Linked DNA regions of Homo sapiens: region 2 is linked to region 1. A link is an interaction called in ENCODE POLR2A ChIA-PET data of the cell type or tissue named here. Cell type or tissue: HepG2. All regions are shown on one strand. Each heading gives the region's core, and the rest is flanking DNA. Links, peaks and the distances in the headings are about the cores only.

Region 1 (4,400 bases), core at 279-4,278:
TTTCGGCTCCCACTGCAGTTTCTGCCTCCTGGGTTCAAGCGATTCTCCTGCCTCAGCCTCCCCAGTAGCTGGGATTACAGGCACGTGCCACCACCCCCGGCTAAACAAAAAATCTTAAAAATTAGCCAGGCATTGTGGCATGTACCTGTAATCCCGGCTATTTGGGAGCCTGAGGTGGGAGGATCGCTTGAGCCTGGGAGGTCAAGGCTGCAGTGAGCCAAGATTGCAACACTGCACTCCAGCCTGGGTGATAGAGCGAGACCCTGTCTCAAACAACAACAACAAAGGTGATAGAGCAAGACCCTGTCTCAAACCACAACAACAACATCATCTCAGTAATCTAGATAAATAATACTTTAATGCAATATTTTATTTCATTTGAGACAGGGTCTCACTCTGTTGCCCAGGCTGGAGTGCAGTAGCACGATCATGGCTCACTGCAGCCTCAACCTCCTGGACTCAAGTGATCCTCCCACCTCAGCCTCTCAAAGTGCCAGGATTACAGGTGTGAGCCATTGCGACCAGCCACAATATTTTATAAGATGAAAATTAATATGAAAAAACACACAATGACTCAAATACCCAAATTTTAAATAAAGGCAGGGTGAATAATAGTGCAGAATATAGCCATCTTGGAGCTCAGGGCAAAAGGAAAAATTAGAACTACTGATCCTGCTTTTATTTAAAATTTGGGCATTTTGTTCATCATACCTTTTTGCATTAATTTTGATTTTTAAAATATTGTATTAAAATATTATTTGATTACTGCATTTTTTTGCACCTGTCAAAATTTTGTGCCTGAGGCAGTTACCTCATTCCCCTCACCCTAGTCCAGGCCCTGCTGTCTTATGTGAGATTTGCTGGAGGCAGAGAGGAAAAGCCACCCAAAAATGAATGGATGTATCAAAAACTGGAATTCCCTAATGGGAAGGGTTCTGGATGGGAATAAGAGTCCTGGAATCAGTTCTGGTTCTGCCATCGCCTTGGGAAAACCTGTTTTCCTCTCCGGGCCTCAGTTTCTCCACTTGCATAGGAGGGACAGGGCAGGCTTAGTGGTTTTTAAGCAATAGAACTCAATCTCCAGTATAGAAAATGGATTAAAATGGAGCTGTTGAAGGGGCATGTGCTGGGGTAGACCCATTTGTACCTCGGTCCCTCCACCACTCAACAGTCCCCTCCAGGTGTTCCATGGAGCCCTAAGGAGTTCCTGTGGACACAGTACGAAAACTACTCAATTCAATGGTCTCTAAGATCCCTAAGCAAACCCATTTTTATGCCTGAGATAATGTACATGTTCAATTTCCCCTGTCTATTCTTTAGTTAGGTCGGTGTCTCTCACATGGCCAGTAGTCCCGTTTCAGGAACACTTCAGGTGCTTTATTTATTTATGTTTTAATTATTTAAATTTTTTTTTTTTTTGTAGAAAGAGGGGTCTTGCTATGTTGCCCATGCTGGTCTTGAACTGCTGGCTTCAAGCCATCCTCTCAAAGTGCTGGAATTACAGGCATGAGCCACCACACCTGGCCTAATGCTTTATTTAAAATGCAGAGCCCATGGCCTTATCCTAGTCTTACAAAATTTGAATCTCCAGGAATGGGGCCCAAGAATCTTTATTTTAAACAAGCACTCCTTCCCTGACATGTGATTGACATCCATTGAAGTGTTTGTGTCCTTCACAGTGAAATTATTCCCACAGAACCTCAGGAGTTACTTTATTCTGGAGCTTTAACTACAACAGTCCTTCTGAATGTCCAGGGTGAGGGGAAAAACAGGAATAGTCAGATAAGCCCACATAAATGACTCAAGATTAGCCAAGTGGGAACAGACCACAGTGAGATCTCCAGGGGCCCTTTTCCAGGCAGAACATCCTGGCGGCCCCTCGCTCTGCAATCCCACAGCTTGTATCGAAAGAAATAGTCTGTGCATTTCTCTCTTCTTCCGGAGTGGCACTGACAACCTCAGGAATTATTGACTGAATTATCAGGTTTCTTATTAGTACACTAATGGGTTCCCGAGAGCTAGGCGCAAGCATGCCCCTGAGACAGTCAAGGGAATTCATTTTAGACTTTGGAACTAGGGCATATTTTTGTCAACTGCAAGGGAAACAGCTATTCATTCACTAGTTTTATTTATTTAACTAGCTTGGCAGATTCATTGGTGAATTAGATATTTCCTTTTCTTCAGCTTTACCGAGATATAATCACACACAATATAATTTGCCCATCTAAAATGTAAGTTCAATTGTTTTTAGTATATTAACAGAGTTGTGCAACTGTCACTACAATCAATTTTTATTTATTTATTTATTTATTTTGAGACACAGCCTCGCTCTTGTCGCCCAGGCTGGAGTGCAGTGGTGTGATCTCAGCTCAATGCAACCTCCGCCTCCTGGATTTAAGCAATTCTCCTGCCTCAGCCTCCCTAGTAGCTGGGATTACAGGCGCCTGCCACCACATCCGGCTAATTTTTACATTTTTAGTAGAGACAGTGTTTCACCATGTTGGCCAGGCTGGTCTCGAACTCCTGACCTCAGGTGATCCACCCTCCTCGGCCTCCCAAAGTGCTGGGATTACAGGCGTGAGCCACAGTGCCCCGCCATACAATAGATTTTAGAATATTTTCATCACCTCAAAAAGAATCCCTGTCCCAACACAAAGAAATGATAAATATTTGAAGTGACAGATATGCTAATTACCCTGATTTGATGATTACACATTGTATATATGTATTGAAATATCACGCTGTTTACCATAAAAATGTACAATTATTATGTGTCCATGAAAAATTATAATAAAAGCAAAAATACAAAGTGTACGACTTGCTAAAGGCTCAGATGATTGTTAGCATTTTTGGCAATAAAGTATTTTGTAATTTAAAAAAAAAAACCACCCAACCTCATTTCAACTGAAAATTAAAAAATTAGCCTGGTATAGTGGTACATGACTGCAGTCTCAGCTACTTGGGAGACTGAGGCGAGAGGATCACTTGAGCCCAGGAGTCCGAGGCTGCAGTGAGCCATGATGGCACCACTGCACTCCAGCCTGGAGGATAGAGTGAGAGACTCTGTTTTAAAAACAACAACAACAACAAACAAAAAACAAATCCTTGCGCCTTTTAGCTATTATCCCTTAGTCTTTCTATCCCCCCTGCACCAGCCCCAAGTCCTAAGTAAACACGAATCTAATTTCTGTCTCTATGAATTTGCCTATTCTGGACATTCATATAAATGGAATCATAATATGTGGTCATTTGAGACTGGCTTCTTTCACATAGCATAATGTTTTCAAGGTTCATCGACGTTATAGCATATATCAGAACTTCATTCCCTGTTATGGCTGAATAACATTCCAATGTATGAATCTACCACATTTTGTCTATCCAGTCACCAAGTATGGTTGTTTGGGTTGCTGACACATTTTCGCTATTATGAATAATGCTGCTACAAACATTTGTGCACAAGGTTTTGTGTGGATGTGCTTTCTTCCTTTCACTTTTGAAGGGCTCCTAGTCTAGTAGACACAGGTGCTAAGACAGGTACACGCACATAATTCCTTATGCTGACAGGATGTGTGAAAGGAAAATAAATCTTGGAATCCCAAACTCTCTAAGCCAAAGGGAAAAGTCAAGCTAGGAACTGGGTCATGCAAACCTGCCTCCCCATTTGGTTCATAAATAAGATGGCTACAAAGAGAAGAAAAAAAAAAAAAAAGATAAAAAGCTACATACCTCCCTCACAGTCTGCCCACAAGGAAATTCCTGGCGGGCCCCAAGATCTTTACCCTAAAACAATTCTGTTGAATTTCACCCTGGCAATGTAAATTGACAGCTTATCATCACAGGTGCATGACATAGGACAGAACTCAAAGTCAACTCTCTGCTCCTCTGAAACAAATGCGTATCAGATTGCTTCCTTTGCCCTATTGTTTACATTATCTTATGTAAAAATGCAGATTCACTGATCCAGTCAAGGAATGAAGGACGATTTCCTCTACACCCCTCTCACATGAAAATTGTGCATTCCCCCAATATCCACACTTTCTCTTTTTAAATATTGAAGCCCTCAAAATCATCTTTGGAGAAAGGCATAGATCCTTCTCTCAGGCTTGCGTCCTTAACTTTGGCAAGTAAACCTCTTCCTAAAATGATTGATACCTGCCTTGGTCATTTTCTTTGATTTACAGATGATACAAGAAAGGTACAAGCCAATGGAGTGTGAGGGTGAGAACCAACTGCTTCTTCTGCCATTACTAATGGAATAATGCAGGGGCAAGCTCCTTCACCTCTCTGTGTACCTGTTTTCTCAGGGGTAAAATGAGACTAGTATTTTCTTTACCTTATAGGATCACTGTAAGGATTACATGAGACAATGCATATGAAGGGCTTTGCACCAAGCTTGGGAC
Region 2 (4,400 bases), core at 227-4,226, 260 kb after region 1:
CTTCCCCCCAAATTAAGAGGTTATACACAATAAGGGGTTATACACAATTTATTTTGCCAAGTTAGGGCAGTTCCCTCTATAGCCTCTACATGCTCCACCCCATGTCTAGGTATTGGCCTTCAGGGCTGGGTACACTTGCATTCTCTCCATATCCTTTCCCTAGCTGATACTAGGTTTCCTTACAACCACCATATGCTAATGTCTCCCGTCAATAAATATCTGAAGACTTGTGTGCAAAACGACAGATTTGAAAGTGAAATAGATTGGTTGCCATTAGCAATATTTGGGAAAAATTCTGGTCTCTTTATTGGGGGAGTAAATCTGTAACTCCAGAAAGGAAATGGGAATAAATATTCTGTAGTGAAGAAATGAATACAGAACAGAAGCTTCTATGATCCTTGTTCTGCTTTGTGTAGGATTTAAGGTTCTTGAAATAGCCAAGTGAATCTGATTTGCTACATTTATACATTTAGGTAATTAATTTACAACAGTTGCTTAAATGCTTAGAAAGGTTTTGCTTTTTAGATTTGTAAGTCTGCCCTATTGGGCATTTAAAGTGAGAAAATCAGGCATATTAAATTGATAATTGTAGTTTTAAGTGTCTAAGGAAATTTGATTAAGGAGGTAAGTCTTATTAAATATTAAGGAGGATTGAATATACTAAACTTAAGAATTAACAGTAATCAAAGAACAAGTGAAAGTGATTGTTCTTATCTTTACACAAGAAATTGCTAGATTTAAAATGGAATAACAAGATTTTGTTCTTATCTTTATACAAGAAATTACTAGATTTAAAATGGAATAACAAGATTTGTAAATTGAACTTAAAGTTTAAGAAAGGCTAGGTTTTTAAATGGACAACTTGAGTCAGTGACTGTAAGATTCCTGTCCATACCCAAACCTACCCCCAGATATTTAAAGGCACAGGTCAATAACTCCCAGTTTTATAGTTCCAGCTGAGACCTCTCCTTTGAACTCCAGACAGCAACACTTCAGCTCCTTGCTTGAGGTGCTCCAGAGGCATCACAGACCAAGATGTTCAAGTTGAAACATTCTCTGACTCCGAATCCAGACTCCATAAACTGTGCCACCTGTACCTCCTTTAACTGCCTCTCACCACATCCTGAGGCCACTCATCATTGAGGCCATTTTCTTTCTTTCTTTCTTTCTTTTTTTCATATTTTTGAGATGGAGTCTCGCTTTGTTGCCAGGCTGGAGTGCAGTGACGCGATCTCAGCTCACTGCAACCTCCGCCTCACGGGTTCAAGCGAGTCTCCTGCCTCAGCCTCCCGAGTAGCTGGAATCACAGGCGCGTGCCACCACACCCACCTAATGTTTGCATTTTTAGTAAAGACGGGGTTTCACCATGTTGGCCAGGATGGTCTCGATCTCTTGACTTCGTGATCTGCCCACCTCGGCCTCCCAAAGTGCTGAGATTACAGGTGTGAGCCACCACGCCCGGCCGAGGCCATTTTCTTCTACCTCCAATAGATACATTTAGAATCTGTCTCTTTTACTTCATTTCCCACAGCTAACAGTCCATTCCAGGCCACCATCACACCATCATCTTTTGCCTGAAGTGCATAAGCCTCCAACTTGGTCCCTAAACTTCTCTACCCAGTGAGCTCTACACAAACCAGACCATGCTCCCTCCCCATTAAGGCCCCTCACAGCTTCCCAGTGCATTCTGACAGTGCTCTCTGCACCTCTTCGCCCTGTCCCACAATGCATGAGCTCTCTTATTCTTTTTTTTATGAGACAGGGTCTCACTCTGTTGCCCAGCCCAGATTGTAGTGGTGCAATCATAGCTCACAACAGCCTTGACATCCTGGGCTCAAGCGATACCCCCATCTCAGCCTCCTGAGTAGCTGGGACTACAGGCATGCGCTACCACGCTTGGCTAATTTTTTGTATTGTTTGGAGAGAGGGGTTTCCCTGTGTTGCCCAGGCTGGTCTTAAACTCCTGGGCTCAAGTGATCCACCCACCTCAGGCTCCCAAAGTGCTGGGATTAGAAGTGTGATTCATGCCTGGCGTTTTGTTTTGTTTTGTTTTGTTTTTTTTGAGACAGGATCTCACTCTGTTACCCAGGCTGGAGTGCAGCACTATGATTATAGCTCACTGCAGCCTCCAACTCCTGGGCTCAAGTGATCCTCCTGTAGCTGTAGTCTCCCAAGTAGCTGGGACTACAGGCACATGCTACCATGCCCAGCTAATTTTTAATTTTTTTTTTATAGAGATAGGGGTGTGCCTGTGTTGCCTAGGCTGGTCTCAAAAAATTCCTGGGCTCAAGCAGTTCTCCCACCTCACCCTCCCAAAGTGCTGGGATTATAGGTGTGAACCACGGCACTGGGCCTGCCTTATTCTTCCTTAAATTTCTCAAGTAAGCCATCCTTTTTCCTACCTCAAAGTCTTGCATTTGCAGTTTCCTTGGCCTGGAATGCTGTTTCCTTCCTACTGGCTTCATTCTTCAAATCTCAACTTAAATGTCACCTCCACAGAGAACCTTATCTGATTAAAAGGAGTTGGATCCCCCACGACCACCACTATTCTCTATCCAATGTCTTTTCTTATTAGCATTTATCATAATATGCAATTATTCTGTTTGTTTTGTTGTTCCTCAAGTGTTTCTTCTATTAGAATGTAAGCTCCCTGAAGGCAAAAACCACATCTATCTTGTTCCTGTAGTTCCAATGCATAGAACACAAATTCTCCGATTCTGGTGGCTAATAGAGTAGGGACTCAGTAAACATTTTAAAAATAAAATAAATGTACTCAACTATACCAAAAGATTTATTAAGCAAAAAAGGTAAGATACAAAACAGTATGTAGTGTGGAATTCCATTTATATTTTGTAAAAATTTTGTGCAGACACACACACACACGTGCATGCACATTAAGGATACACAAAAAACTAGTAACTGTGGTTGCCCCTAGGATAGGGACTATGACTCAAGGGAGAGAAGATAGAAGTAATTTTAATTTTATAATCATTGTTCCTATTTGGATTTTTGTTTTACTACATGTCTATATTTCTTTTATAATAATAAAAATACCATCTAGTACTGTTATTTTAAAAAGGAAATATGGAATAGCAAAAAAAAAAAAAAAAAGGAAGAATCTTAGAATAACAGTCATTTAAATGGAACAAATTTGTCCTTATGAAAACCCCACAACATTGTCCTTTTTTTTTGCATTCCACTGAGGACCTGGGAAAGCTTCCTCCAGCCCTGATGCTGGCCTGCAGTATGGCACTTGACAGCTACTGGTATTGTGGATAGAAGCAAAGGCTCTGGACTCAGCAACACTTGGTTTGAATTCCAGTTCTACCACTTACTAGCTGTGGTGCTGCTGACAACTTAAACTCCATGAACCTCAGTTTTCTTCATCTGTAAGGTGGGATAACAGTACTTCTCTAATAGGGATATTGTGAGGATCAAATATGATGATCTAAAGCAGTTAGCACAATATCTTGCACATAGTAAGTGCTTAATAAGTGGCAGTTATTATTTCATACATTATAAGGTGATACCCCTGAACTTCCATTGTATCCAGATTCAGATTTCTGCATGTTAAAGGACACATCATATTGCAAGACGATAGGGTGGTACTGCCTATCAGCCAATTGTGTAGGCTCCAGATCCATCAGCACAGCAATGATTGGGAAAGTACTTGATTATTCCATGTTATCCTCATTTTATAAAATTTTGTCAGTGGAAAATGGAAGTACCAATAGTAGTGATAAGAAGTATGCATCTGTCAAGTAAGTGAAAATACAACCCACTGAATGGGAGAAAATGTTTGCAAATCATATATAAGGCAGTGGTCCACAACCTTTTTGGTACCAGGGACCGGTTTTGTGGAAGACAATTTTTCCACGGTTGGGGGTGGGGAGGGGGTTGGGGGTGAGTGGGGATGATTTCAGGATGAAACTGCTCCATCTCAGATCATCAGGCATTAGATTCTCACAAGGAGCACCCAACCTAGATCCCTCCCAAGTGCAGTTCCCAGTGGGGTTCACACTCCTGTGAAAATCTAATGCTGCCGAAGATTTGACTGGAGGCAGAGCTCAGGTGCTAATGCTCCCTTGCCTGCTGCTCACCTCCTGCTGTATGGCCCCATTCCCAACCAGTACCTCTCCATGCAGGTGTGGGGAGGCAATGCGGTGTGGGGAGGCAATGCGGTGTGGGGGTGTTGGGAACTGCTATGATAAGGAACTTGTATTCAGAATATATGCAGAACTCTTATTACTCAATAATAAAGAGACAAATAACCCAATTGAAAAGTGGGCTAAGGGTTTGAATAGACATTTCTCCAAAGAAGATAAACAAATGGCCAATAAGCCCATGCAAAGATGCTCAACATCCTAATCACCAGGGATATCAGAAGGGAAATGCAAATC

Evidence for each region. Peaks named below come from ENCODE experiments on the same cell type or tissue, not always from the same donor. Only the 100,000 strongest peaks of a DNase experiment are listed, where the experiment ranks them.
Region 2: POLR2A ChIA-PET joins it to region 1 with 7 read pairs; 3 of 35 experiments call an interaction of 5 or more read pairs at or near these places.

The regions. Positions count from the first base shown.
Region 1 is chr5:154,696,512-154,700,911 of GRCh38, reverse strand. It overlaps a transcript of LARP1 not described here. Among named protein-coding and RNA genes, the nearest start is that of MIR1303, 13 kb to the right of the region's middle. RefSeq lists an enhancer at 3,614-4,125. In HepG2, for the core only: no CTCF peak of the experiment used is centred there; a DNase peak (open chromatin) is centred at 2,041.
Region 2 is chr5:154,435,141-154,439,540 of GRCh38, reverse strand. All of the region lies in intron 2 of SAP30L-AS1 (SAP30L and GALNT10 antisense RNA 1), which reads left to right. Among named protein-coding and RNA genes, the nearest start is that of SAP30L-AS1, 8.5 kb to the left of the region's middle. In HepG2, for the core only: no CTCF peak of the experiment used is centred there; no DNase peak of the experiment used is centred there.